2 separate regions of the Homo sapiens genome follow, and region 2 is linked to region 1. A link is a loop called in an ENCODE intact Hi-C map of the cell type or tissue named here. Cell type or tissue: PC-3. All regions are shown on one strand.

Evidence for each region. A loop is a pair of places that touch in the nucleus more often than their neighbours do. Peaks named below come from ENCODE experiments on the same cell type or tissue, not always from the same donor. Only the 100,000 strongest peaks of a DNase experiment are listed, where the experiment ranks them.
Region 2: it touches region 1 in a loop (4-fold over the local background); 2 of 110 quality-filtered maps call a loop at or near these places.

The regions. Positions count from the first base shown.
Region 1 is chr3:17,035,687-17,043,686 of GRCh38, reverse strand. It overlaps PLCL2 (phospholipase C like 2), which reads right to left. Exons shown (of 6, transcript NM_001144382.2): 4 at 738-813. PLCL2-AS1 (PLCL2 antisense RNA 1) reads left to right here. Exons shown (of 3, transcript NR_046640.1): 3 at 774-935. Among named protein-coding and RNA genes, the nearest start is that of PLCL2-AS1, 15 kb to the left of the region's middle. RefSeq lists an enhancer at 3,475-4,674. In PC-3, a CTCF peak has its summit at 3,932; DNase peaks (open chromatin) are centred at 2,416 and 3,906; H3K4me3 peaks cover 640 bases; H3K27ac peaks cover 3,966 bases.
Region 2 is chr3:16,720,623-16,728,622 of GRCh38, reverse strand. PLCL2UT (PLCL2 upstream transcript) reads right to left here and starts at 4,457. Exons shown (of 6, transcript NR_199590.1): 1 at 4,188-4,457. In PC-3, CTCF peaks have their summits at 4,214 and 4,415; no DNase peak of the experiment used is centred here; H3K27ac peaks cover 695 bases.

The DNA of each region.
Region 1 (8,000 bases):
TTGGTTTTAAAGAACAGCAACGAAAAAAACCTTAGAAAGTCAGGACAATTTTTTTTTTTTATGACTTGAAAATATTCTCCATAATAGAATCTCCCAAATCAACACTCAAAAAATCAGAAAATTAAAAGAACTCCATTTTGTGTATTTTTATTACAATGCAGAATACTGAATTTTTTGGTTTTACCACAGCTAAAATTAATGGGATGATTGTTTATATAAGAAGAATTTTATAGTCTGGTATAACATTTGGATGTTAAATTAATGAATTTATCAGCACGCGAAAATGCCAGTGTACTAAAAAGTGTCAGGAGGTTGTAACTGGAATCCATCTCCTTTACAAGAAGCCATTCTCCCTCTACTCAAGCCTTACCTATCCTACTGTGTACCAGAGTCACGGGTGACCAGCAGGAGCTTTGGCAACACAGTTAACACTGAAGAAGAGATTAGTGCAGAGTTTCTCAATTTTGGCTGTACATTAGAAACACCTGGGAATTTAAAATAGTTATTAATTCCCAGCCCCATACCTCAGACCAATGTTAATGTATTTTGAATGGTCCCCTCAGGTGAGTTTGTTACCCAAGGCTGAGAACCACTGAATTGGTATTTTCTTTAGCCATAGAAAAATAATTTTCTTATTTGATTTTCTTGATATAGCATCCAAAAAATGAAATAGTTTTGGGGCAAAGTATATGATGCTATTAATTTCATTTAAAGAGAGGAAACAAACTTTCACTTACCTGCCTTCTGACAATGTACGATCTTTTCATATACAGCATCTGCATTTTCAATCAACGCCTTGAGGGACTGAATCATCTGCAAAGGGAACATCCAGACATGAGATTACACCTGACAACTAGATCCCCTCCTGCATTCATGCACAAGGCTCTTCTCCTAAAACAGGCTGATGTGATGATATTAAACGCTTTTTTATCTGACTTTCCACTACTCAACTTCAAATGTGCATGTGAAAATGATAACATCACACATCCCCACATAATGGTTAAAACAAGATGTGAATAGTATTACTTTCCAAGTGCAGTGAGGCTAGTACAACACTGCACTTGAACCCTGAGCTAATATACTGAACTGAGTTCATTTCAGCGTGAAAAGCTACAAATATGCGTGCAAATCTGATCTGAGTTTTAAAATTTGGTTATCCATTTTAACAAAATTTTCAACTTCATCTTATAGAAAACTTCAACACCTACACACTTCACTCATTTCAGCCAAAATGTCTTCATCTGAAATTCAGTTTAAAACATACAATGAGAATTAAAAAATAGCATTTATTTATTTGATACCATTCATCACTAATAGTACCTCTAAAACTAGTATTTTTATGTTCCTATTAATGGTTTTTAAAATGTTCAAATTTGAATTCTTGTTCCAAATTGCATGTGCTTGTTTTAAGAGCCCAAGCTTGAAGAAGGGAAAGAATCAGTGAACAGCTGATCCATTATTTTACTCACCAAAAAGCTAGGAAAAGATCCCTCTGAAGTAATCTTGTTGGCTCTAAAATCACTATGAAAAGGAAATGGGATAGCCAGAAACAAGTCTCATGGCTCAAATGGGTACAATTATGATATCTACCTTAGTATAAATTTTACATATTTGTATTTAAATATCCAAATATTTTGCATTATAATATTACTCATCTATTTTACATGACCATCATATTTTAAGTAATAAACACCCAACCATTCCTTTCATTTCTGCCTCATTTTTTTTCTTTTTATTTTTTTAAGAGACACGGTCTGTTCTGTCAGCCAGGCTGGAGTGCAGTGGTGCAATCATAGCTCAGTGCACTCTCCAACTCCTAGGCACAAGTAATCCTCCAGCCTCCATCTCCCAGGTAGCTGGGACTACAGGTGTGTGCCACCATGCTTGGCTAATTTTTAAAATTTTCTGTAGAGATGGGATCTTGCTATGTTGCCCAGGCTGGTCTTACACTCCTAGGCTCAAGTGATCTTCCCACCTCGGCCTCCCAAGTGCTGGCATTACAGGCATAAGCCACCGCACCTGGCCTGCCTTATTTTTCTTTATAGCATTTATCACTAATTGCCATAGTAATTATCTTATAGTAACTAAATATATGCAGGTTGGATTATTTGCATAATTCAAAAACCACCATATTTTTGGTAAGTTACACTTATTTAAAATATAACCAACATGTCTCTTAAAAAGTGTACTAGCTTCTTAAGCTTAGTCAGATAGTATTTATCAACTTGCACAGTTCTAAAAAAATGGTAAACATCAAAAGTTTAAAGGCCAAGGCAGGCATTTATTTACGCCTTCATAATGTATCTTTAATCATCGCTGGGGTCTACTGCAGGCAGCCCCTGTGTGGAAACCAGGGATACCTGACCTACAGGATACAACCCCTGTCCTCAAGAAGTCCACAGCCTATGGCAGAGTTTGCACTTTGGAATTCAGTATTTTCACATTCATTCTTCAAGATCTGAGTCATTCCCATAAATTAAAATATTCTATTTTACAGCTTGACGTATTGAACAGGCAGCAATAAAAATGAATCGTTAAGAACTTTATTATACTGATATAAAGTCGTTTGTACCATTACATAATTTGCATATTGAAAAGGTCCATACCGTCATCAGTAACCTTTTTCAGCTTTGATGTCAAGCCAAATGAGAGATACAAAGAAGCAAGGACTTCTTCAAGCAAGGATGGTGATTGTTACAGCTCAGTATCAAAGAACTGGCCAACTGTGCCCCCATCATTCAAATAGGAGAAGGAAAAAAAAATATGATCAAGGAAATGAACCCAGTCATTAAACAAATGAGGACAGGAGCAAAAGCAGGAGTGGAGGAGAACAAAACAGCAGCATTAAGCAGAGGCTCACACATGCAGATGAGAAACTCATCTTGGGAGTGGTGTAGCGGCAGAAACAGCAAAGATTTACATGGGTTCTAATCCTGGTTCTATTACTCATTAGCTTTGTCATCTAGGACAAGATATTTAACCTCATAACCCTAATTTCCTACCCATAAAATAAGCTTATTAAAGACATTACACCTCATAATGTGAGGATTAAATGAAAGGATGTGTGAGGAGCGACTGGCACAATGAAGACACTTGCAAGCGGCAGCTGTCACGGCTGACTCCCCATTTATCCAGGAGGCCTGGCAGAGCATTTTCTGGTAGCCCCAAATTAGCTGAATGCCCTCCTTTCATATGTTCACTGGCAATGTTTCCAATACTCATTACTAATTTTAGTTCCACTTGAAAAGCTGGGTGTGATGAAGCTCAGAGAAACAAGTTGCATTATTATTCTTAGAATCATCTTCCAGTTTAAGTATCACCAAAGGATAAATAATTATGCACCTTCCAGCTATAAAATATACGTTAAGGCTGAATAAATGCACATCCATCTCAAGAGTCCAGATATAGAAGCTCATCTGCCTCCTAAACTCTGTAACACTTGGAGGATCATTTGTTTATTCTTGGGACAATCGTTTACTGAGGCCCTCTATGTGTGAGACCCTGAGCTAAGGGCTGAGAATGAAGCACATGTACCCTAGAACTTAAAGTATATATATAAAAAAAAGAACAATTGCTGCACTGGGACTATGGTACAGAAATAAAACAGATGCACAAAGAATAACTAAAAAGGTGGGATTGCTATTGTAACCTGTGAGCTATTGGATGTGATAAAATTCAATATTCTGAAGCTACAGCCCTTTGGCAGGATATTTAATGGTGAAGCACTTGTAGTGTAATGGTATCCATGTTGACAGCCACAGAAGGATCCACTTGTGGCTTAGATTTCAATACAGGAAGTTCCTCTGCTGATAATGACAGTGAATATCGTCCCCCGATTCATGAGTAGTATATAAAATATGAAGATGACTAATACTTCAGGGTGGAGAACACAATAGTGAGAAGCCATTCCTCCTAGGTTTGCAAGTAAACAGCAGGAGGCATTTGCAGACTGTATTAGAGGGGAATTCCAGAAGGAACCAGCCTAGGAGAAGGTAGGCCCATAGTAAACAATGAGCAAAGCTTAGACAAGGCAGGCAGAAAACTTATCCAGACCTCAGCAGAGATGATTCATGTTGTCACACCTGTTATAAAATATTTGTACTACTTGCTTCAGAAGGAAGTATCTTTTTATCATTTTGGGGTACATATTTATAATTAAATTAATGTATGGTTAACAGTTCATAGTTCTTGTTCTTAACAGGCATATATTAATCTTCAACTTTTGCACTATTGCATAAATTCTCCTTGAGTCTAAGAGCTCCTCTAGGTACTCTTAAGGAAGCTCTCAGGACTGTGGGCTCCTATAGCAACACCAGGTGAAGAGTCCAGCAGGCTTAGAGGACAGGTTAGGCGATGGGCCTTCAGGCCCCTACTCAGCAGGCTGATGTTTCCCTTTCATTCTGCCATCAATTATGATTGAATGTAGTGCACATGGCACTGAGGATGCAGCAGAGGCAACATGGGGCCACCAGCTGATCTAGCAGGGGCCACTTTCTGTCTGGATCTGCTACTTTATAACAAGCTGTGATTATAAATAGTACAAGTGTTGGTTGAATGCATCAAGATGAAAGTGATTCAACATCTCTGCATCAGTATGTACTTGGTGCTTTCTATTTTATTTACTGATCACATTATCCATGTGAGGTGAGTAATTATGAGGTTAGTTTTACACATGTGAACACTGAAGACCTACCTGAAACATAAGCAACCTTTCAAGGTAATCTGGTATTATAGGCAAAATAACTGTAATTAGTAAGTCATGAAACTGGTATTCTGTTTGGTCTTGAAGCCTCTGCTTTTCCCACAAAACCATTATAGGTCTTGACACATGAGTGGCAACTGCACAAGTGAAGAGGAAAGGCCGTTTCAATCCGAAGAAAGCACAAAAGCAGAGGAAATTTTGTAACTCCTAAAAGGTGCTACACACAATTACAATAGTAATATCATCTCAGCTACTAACATTGACCCAAAGTTGTTTTTTAGAACAATGTTTCTATAAAGCACTTTGAGAAAACATTTTAAAATGACAGCAATAAATTACTTGGCTCTATTTTACAATTCATTATTATAAATAATAAATAATTTATATTTAATGTGAAACTACTAGAATAAGCATCTCAGATTAGACAAAAACAGATGTGCAGGTAGTAATATCGATGCATGAGCCAAAGGAAAAAACTACTTTATCTTGTTTTCTCTGTGTATATTACACTGATACGTCACTAGAATGCAAGGCCAAGTAGAATGGTTAATTATATAAGCATTATTTGCATTAATGCAAATGCATGAATTTCATCAAGCCCCTATAAACACACAGGTGTAAGTCTTGGCACAGCAATCAGACACCCTGCTGCCAGCCTGAGTAACTCGCCACATGGATGCTTATATTGTTTTTTCTAGGGCAAGATGATTTTATATAGTTGTTGCTAATGGATTTTATATCACTGGCCTGTTACCAGTACCTCCTACATTTCTGGAACTAAAGTGTTTGGAAAATCTATGGATGTAACATAGCCTAGAAATCTATTTCATAAATTTGATCACCTCTAATATAAGATTTTAATGTAGAATTTGAGCAGATGAAAAGCAGGAAATTTTAACTAAAGGCAAAGTAAAAATTAAAATTTATATTTTATTAAGCTGGAAAGAAACCAGATATGCCTTTTATCGGAGTGCTATGTTTTGAAAGTAACTCCCATGTTAGTGTAAAGTAAACTTCTCTGTTTATAGATACAGCTATGAGAAGGGTTATTATTACATAAATATATTATATATTACTAGATTTCTATAGACTGCTCCTTCATATTCTGTTTTGAAACTTGCTTATCAACTAGGAAAATTCCATTTTCAGAATAAGCAAGTCTGTGGTTTTATATAAGGACCCTATGTCTGATTTCAGACAATTCACTGAATTGCCCTTCATCTTAAGAACACAGATTTTGCTAATAATTATAAAAGTAGTTTGTCAATAATTTTATATACTTGGGTGAAAGAAATTTTAGTAATAACATCTGAATTCTAGATTTTTTTCCCCTTTATCTTGTTTTGAATCTCAGTTTCAGATAGAAAATCCCAACCTCTAAACTGCTTTCTTTGCCTGTCCTGCTCAACACAGATGTGGCTACTGCATCTTCTGTTGTAGCTGTTTCTAATGAAGTTACAAAGTCTGAGAAGTCCTTAAGTTGCTATAAAAGAAAAAGGCTAGACAGTAAAAAAACTTTGTTCTTTCACATGGATTCTATGATTACTTGACACATAACAGGGAAGTATCTTTCCAAACTCAAAAAATGAAAAGATTATCATTCTCAAACATGCCAATGGACTTACAAAAATGGTGCAGTATACACCTGGCCCTAACCACTGAATGCCCCCCAAACTGCCATGACCACCTTGGAGATCCATGATAGGCCTCAGTGGACCAGTAAACGCCCAGGTGGCAAGATGTGGCTTCAGGCACCACCAGGCTCAGGATGACCTTGGGAGGACTGGACCAAAGCAGGACTTGCTTCTCTGGACTCCAGGGATGAATACAGAACAGTAAATGTGATCATGGATAAGGTTTTCAGAAAATAGGAACTAATTCAATCCAAAGTAATTTTTTCCCATCTAGTCAGAATTTTCTGAATGGCAGCCTCTGTTATGGTTTAAATGTGTCCCCTTCAAAATTCAAGTATTGTCAATGTGATCATATTAACAGGCAGGGCCTTTAAAAGGTGATGAAGCCATGATGGCTCCTTCCTAGTCAATGGGATTAAGGTCCTTATAAAAGAGGTTTCACACAGCATTCAGCTAGCATGCCCTTCTGTCTCCCACCACGTGAGGAGCCACTCAGAAGACCTTCACCAGATACTGAGCCTTGATTTTGGACTTCTCAGCCTCCAGAACTGTGAGAAAATAAATTTCAGTTTTTATAAATTGCACAGGCTGTGATATTCTGTTTCAACAACACAAAATGGACTAAAACAGCCTCTTAAAGCTCAACGTCCCTGGTGGGTGGTCAGCCTTGTGCTGTTTGGCCCTGCAAAGCCAGTTAGTTCACTAATGCCATGAATGGGACAGAAAGTAAGATCAAGATGCCCTTGGGAATTTGTAAGCTTTGGTGCTTTTTTCTGCACTCTTGAGAGAAACACCTCTCTGAGTTAACAATATAATCTCTCTTTTTAACACTTTAAAATAATTATTACTGTGCGGGTGAAGAATTTTAGTTTGATTCTAAAACATCGGGATTTGAGACTTCTCAACTGAAATCCAGAGGTAAGTTTTTCCTTTACTAAAGCTTCCAAGTACAGAAAAATGTTACAAAGTTGAACTAATGGAAGAGGCACCATTTATAAAGTTATTGTTGGAAAATACAACGTACTTTTAAATACTTGAACATAATATAAGTCACAAATTTACACTGAAATACTGAAAGATTATTGCTGTAGAGGTCTTTGGCCAGCTGTGCGCTACAATTAAACCCAGCTCCCCTTTCCATCTCACATGGGGAGAGCATTGTGGCTGCAGTCCACTGTGGGGAGGACAGAGAGCTGGTGCCTATCCAGGGGCCGAGGTCTGCCATATCATTAAGAGCTGTGGTCGTCCTCCCTTCCAGCAAGGTCACTATGAAAACACTTTCTAAATAACAAACCGTTTCCAGAGTAACTTGTCCTAGGTTTCTTATGAAACTTCATTTCCACTACCACATCTTCCACTACGCAAATTATAGGGGGGAAAAAACCCTATATAAAAGAAAGTTGTAGAAAGAACTTGACATGCGCTTGATAAAAAGCACTACTCAACTGTTAACAAACATACAGAGGAGCATATTTGGGTGCTGCCACACACAGGACCCCGCTGCAGGCATGATGTGGAAGGCCAGGACTTGAAATCATGTAAAATATTGTTAAGCTTTCTAGGCACCTCAACTCGTATTAGAGAATGTAAGGAAACATGGATAGAAGAGGAGTGAGGGCCAGATTGGATAAGATATAAACTTCTACACTGCAGAGTTTGAATTT
Region 2 (8,000 bases), 320 kb after region 1:
AAAGTCCTAGAAGTTAAGTCCCTGGGTGCCAGTGTGGGCTCCTGCACTAACTAAGTAGTTGTGTTATTGTAAAGTCACTTAAAGATAGAAGGACCAATTTCCCCAGATGGATCACTGGGTTTCAAACACTTCTATCTGCCTCTGGAGGTGCCACAGGGATTTTCTGGTGAGGGGTACAAGTAATCCGCCTGCCCCCTTTTCACCCTCCTGCACCAAATCACCTATGCTTTATGTATTTGACATGAAATAGGTCAAAATATAAGCAGTATAATTCATATGTGCTAGATTATATATATGCAGTGTTCCTTTGTTTCTAGAATTGATCTCATTGTCCTCTTAGGTGTTCTTTCCAGTGGAGAGAGTAAAATCTTAAACTCATTGATTAAAGTTATCTCAATATTTTCCTGTTTAAAACAGCCTTTTTCAGTTTACTAACACCAAAAATTTTTTATCTATGGGGTTTTTTCTTTGTTCAGTTTTCAGTAAACAGCAGAATACCTTCTTCAAATGATATAGAAGCCAAGTATAGACATGATGGAGTAAAAACAGTAAATATCAGCCAGGCACGTTGGCTCATGCCTGTAAGCCCAGCACTTTGGGAGGCTGAGGCAGGTGAATCACAAGGTCAGGAGTTTGAGACCAGCCTGGCCAACATGGTGAAACCCTGCCTTTACTAAAAATACAAAAAATTAGCTGGGTGTAGTGGTGCACACCTGTAATCTCAGCTACTCAGGAGGCCAAGGCAGGAGAATCACTTGAACCCAGGAGGCGGAGGTTGCAGTGAGCCCAGATCGTGCCACTGCACTCCAGCCTGGGCGACAGAGTGAGACTTCATCTCAAAAAAAAAAAAAAAATGTAAATGTCTAGTCATATAGTCAAATCAAATGATGCAACTTGGCTGTTTTCTCTCTTCTCCAAGATAGCATCTAGAGGGAGGAAAATTGCATGATCTCCAGGGGAGAAGCCCGCTGGCCTATGTGCAGGTTTTCATGCTGTCCTCTGAAAACCACCTGGTTCCTTGTTTCTACTGGTCACTAGATGACTGGCTATCATCAACGATGCTTGATGATTTGAGCTGTTCTCTTTGGCACCCCTGGGACCAGGTGGTTCCCTGACCACCTCCCCCAGCCAGCCCAGCCCACCCCCACCGCCTGCTATATCTGATTTGTTTAGGCCTTTCAATACTGGGAGAGCAGCAGGGCTGCCATTCTCCACCCAAGCTCTGAGAATACCACATTAAGGACTTAGTTTTGGCTACATTAATATTTGCTTTATTCACCTCATTTCTTAACGACCATTTAAAGTTTTCCACTTTGCTTAGCCAAATTTGTGCACAATTTGCCCCTCTTTCTTTCCCCTTTGTTGTACCTATTCTCTTATAAATCATTCTAACCTATTTCCCTATCTGTTGTTTCAGCATAATTTTTCCTTTCATAGGGGTTCTGAGGCTAGCAGCTGTAGCTTGGAATAGAAGGAATCCAGGCTAGACCCAGGATGGGGGTCCACACAAACACTTTCTTTTGTTTTTATTTTAACTATATTCGTTGGTAGAGGCTCTACAGGCTAATAGTTGCAGCTTGAACCAGCTGGAATCCAAGCTTTGCCCAGCATTAGGATTTACACCAAAATTCTTGCATTACTTCTTACTCACATTTTAGATATGACAGATAACAGTAACCAAATATCATATATTTTTCTTTTTCTTTTTCTTGTTACTCTGCATTTCCTTAGGCATCCAGTGAGACAACTTCTTAGAGTTGGGTCCATCATTTTAAAATTCCATTGGTAACTTTTACCTTCAGTAACTGATTATAGCACAGCTATAGTTCCATATCATGGCTGACTCTGTAGCCATCCAGAAATGAAAAGTTCATTAACATCCACCCTTTCATCCTTTTTCTTCCCAAACTACATGCTCCAGTGAGTCAGGTTTGGTCCCATGAATCCCTCTTCTGACACCAACTGTGATAATTTGGAGCCAACTACAAGTTTAGAGAGCACAATATCCACAAAATGGCCCTCACTTCTGACAGCAACTGCAATTTCTGGTAGGTTCCCAAAGCCACTTTCAGTTTTCATAATTTTCCATAAGGACTCACAGGATTTCACTGAAAGTTGTTATACTGATTTTTACAGTTTATTATAGGGAAAGGATGCATATTCAAATTAGTCAAAGGAAGAAGTACAGGGCAGAGTTTGGGAAGATGCCAAACCTGAAGCTTCTGTGTCCCCTTTCCTGTGGAGTCAGCATGTATACTTTCCCAGCATCAATGTGTGGCAATATGCAGAGTATTGCCAGTGAGAGAAGCTCACCTGAACTTCAGTATCCAGAGTTTATATTGGGGTTTCATTATGTGCACATGACTGACAGACTGCCAACATGATTGAATTCAGTCTCTAAGTTGACTTACACCATGTGACCCAAAGCTCACACTCTGAATCACATGTTGATCTTTCTAGCATGACCAGCCCCCACCCTAAATCACATATTTGGTCTTTCTTGTGTAGCTAGCCTCACCCTAAGATCTGGTGTGGCCAGCTGCCACCCTAAACAAGGACACTCCCATTAAGTATTATATAGATCAACTCTCAGAAGCTGAGGGCAAAAGCTAGTCCTCTCTCGGGGTGAGGCCAAATTTTTTACTACACAGACCTGTACCTCACACCATATATAAATATTGACTCAAAATAGGCCAAAGACCTAAATTTAAGAGCTAAAACTATAAAATTCAGAATAAAACAAAGGTGTAAATTTTCATGACCTCCCACTAGGCAGAGGTTTCTTAGATACATCACCAAAAGTACAAGTGACAAAGGCAAAAATAGATAAATGGGACTTGACCAAAATGTAAAATATTTGTGTCTTAAAGGACACTATCAAGAAAGTGAAAAACAACCTACAAAATGGGTGATAATATTTGTACTTTTTTTTAGTATTTATAATGAATTTTTAAAATTTAATCTTTATTGGTTTAACTATAAAATTAATATTGCTCATTCTAAAATATCACATTTTAGGAGTTTATAACCCACCAAAAGGGAATCCAATAGTAACTTCCTATAAGAAAGCTACTCTTAACAATTTGGGGCAATATTCACAGAAATAACATTTTTACAAAAAATTTAAACTTTAAACACTGCTTTACAACTTGTTGTTTTCCCTTAATTTATATCAAGGCCACATTCTGTGTCAGTAGTTACATTGCTATTTCGTATTATACTATATGAATTTACAATTATTTACTGCTTCTCTATGAATGCACACTGGGGTTGTTTCCATTTTTTCTTTATTAAAAACAGTGCATCAGTGGGCATCCTTCATATGTAATTTTGATTGAAGTTACACATGAATAAAAGTCAGAGCTAACTGTGTAGATGTCTTTTCAAGTACTTCAGTGGATATCTGCTGTTTTGACCTGCCCAGTTAATTCTCTCATCTTCCTGTAACACATCCCATTTTCCTTTGGAGAATTGCCTCCCATATTCCATGCAGTTCTTAATGGGGCTGCAAATCAGAGTACCCTGCTACTCTGGCCATAGTAATTAGTGCAATAGGAGAGCCTGTGACCCAACCGAGTAATCAGATCCCTTCTCTGGGATTTAACATACGAATCCTAGCAAAGAAAAGCTCTTTCTTTACTTGGAGATGGTTCCTGGAAACATAGGAGCCTAGAGCTCTGTAGCCAGACTATCCCTTCCTTACTGCCTGAAGGGATCCCACTTAGAGTCAGAAAAATAAAATAGGTAAGAATGAGACTATTGCACAGAGGAAAACAGGTATGATCAAGAATGAGCTAATGACATTCACATTACTGAATCCAGTCCTAACCGAAGCAGTATCCACTCCTAGACTTCCCAGTTACTATATATAACAAATTCTCTTTTCTGTAGTTGGGTTTCTGTCTTTCATACAATAGTCCTCCCTTATCTGTGTGGTTTTGCTTTCCACGGTTTCAGTTACCCACGTTCAATAGCAGTCTGAAAATAGATGAGTACACTGCAATAAGATATTTTGAGAGAGAGAGAAAGCATGTTCAGATAACTTTTATTACAGTATATTGTTTTAATTGGTCCATTTTATTACTAGTTATTGTTGTTAACCTCTTACTGTGCCTAATTTATAAATTAAACTTTATCATAGACACATATGTATAGAAAAAAACAGTATATATTAAATTCGATACTACCTTCAGTTACATGCATCCATTGGGAGTCTTGGAATGTATTCCCTGTGAATAAGCGGGGACCACCGCAATGGAAAGCCTCACTAGTCATTACATTATTCAGCATCTTTTTACATCTGATGTCAGACTAGAAGTCTGGATGTGGCAGAATTCTAGTTGGTGCTAAAAGAGAAAGGCCCCATCTACTAACATACATGCAGTCAGCACAAACCACATAATCCCTAAGCACCTAGTGGCTGTTTGGCTGTACTGGCTCCTTGGTTTCCTAGCAACCAAGCTCCTTTCTTCTTCACACACTCACACCTTTTGTGACATTGCCTTCTCAAGGCTGCCCTTAATGTGAATGTTTGGGAGGTAGAAAAGGAAAAGGCAAGGAAATATACACAATATAATTTGCTCCAGGACTGGAGACTTGAGAACATATGCTAGAGGTGGCCTAGCTTACAGATTCAGAAAATTCACTGGCAGACTGAAAATAGCAAGAAGCCGGGCACAGTAGCCTGGGTCTGTAATCCCAGCTACTCATAGGCCAAGGTGGGAGGATTGCTTGAGGTTAAAAGTTTAAGACCAGCCTAAGAAACATAGCAAGACCCTGCCTCTAAAATTAAAAAAAAATTAAAAAAAAAAAAAAGTTGGTCATGGTAGTGTGTGCCTGTAGTCCCGGCTACTTAGGAGGTTGAAGTGGGAGGATCACTTGAGCCCAGGAGTTCCTGGGTGCAGTAAGCCATGCTTGCACTATTGTACTCCAGCCTGGGTAACAGACAGAGACCTGTCTCTAAATAAATAATCAGTTAAGTAAAGCAAGAGATTTTGCTTTGGTGTTAACATTCTTGCCTGCTTATACCTAATTATTTTTGTTAAAAAAATTAGTATGTATATTATTCAGTTAGGGCTACCACAACAAAATACTATAGATTAAGTGGCTTAAACCACAGAAATTTATTTATGCACAGTTCTGGAGGCTAGAAGTCCAAGATCAAGGTTCTAGTCAATTTGGTTTCTGGTGGAGTCTTTATTCCTGGCTTGCAGATGACCACCTTCTCACTATGCCCTCATATCACCTTTCTCCCATGTGTGCAGGGAACAGAGGGTGCACAGTCAAAGGATCTTTCCTCCCCTTCTTACAAGGTCACTAATCCCACCATGAGGGCCCCACCCTCATGACTTTATGTAACCCTAATTACCTCCCAAAGTCCCCATCTCTAAATAATATCACATTGGGAATTAGGGCTTTAGCATATAAATTTGGGGTGGGGGTACACAAACATTCAGTCCACAACAATACCTGAATATTAATAAAAGATGTTTTATATTCGTAATTCACATGATATTCACAACAGTGATGTGATAAGATAGGTTATATTGATAAAATTTTACATAATTGAAAAGTTAAGGGACACAGTCAGAAGACCAGAACAGCATTCCTCCCATCTGTGGACTAATTTATATTGTCTTCTGATCCCAGAGGCTTTCGATAATTTTCTCAGTCACAAGCAATGTCATATTAGGCACAACACTGCTAGAACTATGGTTTATTTGCTACTTTTTTTGGCAGCACACAAGGCCCTTTCCCTCAGTATTAGTTCCAATGCCGCATTATATAGAAATCAGTTAATAAATAGATGTTGTCATGAGGATGGCTACATAGGGTGCATAAATTTACAAGAGGAGAGCAACAGACTGAAATGTTAAAACTGATTTTATTTTCATTCAGTGGCATTGGATGCACTGGCAGCTCTGTCCATCCAGAGGCTCTCCAGAGTCTGCCTGGCCCTTGACCCCAGGCTCTCTCTCCTACCACATCAATCTATTTCTAAGAGTCTACTTCCAAATAGAACTGGAACCTGCTGCATGTCATCTTCTCTATTACCAACACCTGCAACAACATCTTAGTTGGTTTTTCTGTTTCTTCTCTGGGGTTGCCAAATAAAATACTGGACACTCAGTTAAACTTTAATTAGAGATAAACAATGGACAGGTTTTTTTTTAGTATAAACTGGGCACCATATATATATACATATATGTGTGTGTGTGTGTGTGTGTGTGTGTGTGTGTGTGTGTGTAAATACGTATTATATATGTATTTTTTCTAATTTTGGCAATTCTTCCTCTAGTTAATAGCTGTTTGAAAACGCAAAGCTGATTACTTCCCTCCCCTGCTTAAATTCTTCAAAATTGTGCCATTGCTCTTAGGAAAAAACTCAACTTCTTAACGTCAAAGCCTGCATGACCTAGTCCCCCCAGATAAGTTGGATTCTGGAGCCAAATTGCTTAGGGCTCATTTTATATATCTCACTCAAAGGAGCCTTCCTAACATCTCGATCCTAAAAAAAGTACCCTCCTATAATCCCTCATTGTGCCCTTTACTTTCCCGGCATGGCCCTTGTTGAGGAGGATGGATCACTTATTCCCCTTTCCCTGTGTTTCCAAATAGGGGGCCCTCCACTGGGGTAACACTCCTCACCTCTTGCCTTGCCCCTAGTGGAGGAGCAACCACTTCTCTTATTGGTGGGTTTGGGGAAAGAACTGGCCATGTGTGGCCTGGCCCTTCCCACTTGAAGAAATTGCTGGTCGGGACTCTTCTACACCTGCAAGTAGACTGACAGGACAGATCGGTTCCTGGGGCCTGGGATTATGCAGAGAAGGGTGATAAGTACAATTCAGCTGTAGCACATTAACAAGCCCAGTTGGTCAGACCTAAGCCATATTCTTCTTATTAGTAATGAAAGTGATAGTGTACCTCCATCCCCTTGACTCCTATGCCTGTCTCAGCTGTTTCTAAGTCAAGATAAGGGGAAGAGGAACATGTTAATTATTAACTTCCTAAACTCTCAGTAGCTTTCACTACAATATATTTATTTATGTTTGTTTAGCAGTTTATTGAATGTGTAGGGACCATGCCTGTTTTACTTACTGTTGCATCCCCGAATGTCTACTACAGTGCTAGGCATAGGTTTTATCTTTTTTATATCGGGATGATTGAATAAATAAATAAATAAATAATAAATAAATGGTACCTTGTTGCCTACCACAGTCCTGCCACCCACACCACTCTGAGCATACATACAGCCTAGGATGGGGAGGGGAGTTGAGTCCTAACTCTGATCACTTGGCGATAGCTGTTTGGTGCTCCATGTTGAGAAACGCACTGAGATTGTGCTTAACCTCATCATAAAATTGCACCATGATCAATTCTTCATGTCTGCCACGCATGCCAGAGTGGGCAGTGTGGGACAGCGTGCATAGATTTGCCCTTCTCGGCTTAGAAATGTCTGGGGCCATATTGTTCCCCATCAGATGTACTCACTTGGAGCAAGGCCAGTCTAGATGGGATTTCAGCTGCTGTTCTTTTCTGGACACTGATTTGGACATCTGGTCATTTCCTGCTGAGCCTATCCTACAGCGGAGTGAGTGCTGCAAATGCAGTCCCCATTCACTTCCTCCTAGCTTCCTCCCCTTTCTTACTGGGTCCAATGGAGGCCCAGCAGGAAGCAGTCACATAAATTATGAAAAATTTTGTCACAGCCCATAAACCTCACTATGGTGGAAGGAAACAGGTTATAGGCTGGCTTCAGTTGAGGCAAATCTCAAGGAAGATCTCTCATGAGACAGTCAATTCAGCTGTAATTCAAAGACTTTCTTCTAACACTAGGGGTTCTGCCTAAGGGAAGTCTCCTTGGAGTGACTCCAATCCTGAAGCTGTGGATCTTCTGGCTCATATGGTCTGCTTCCATCCATTCAGACAAGGCTGCTTGCTTTCGTTTTTGAGATTATTTTTGTGTGTGTTTGTCTTTAGGGGAGTATGATCTTTCCCAG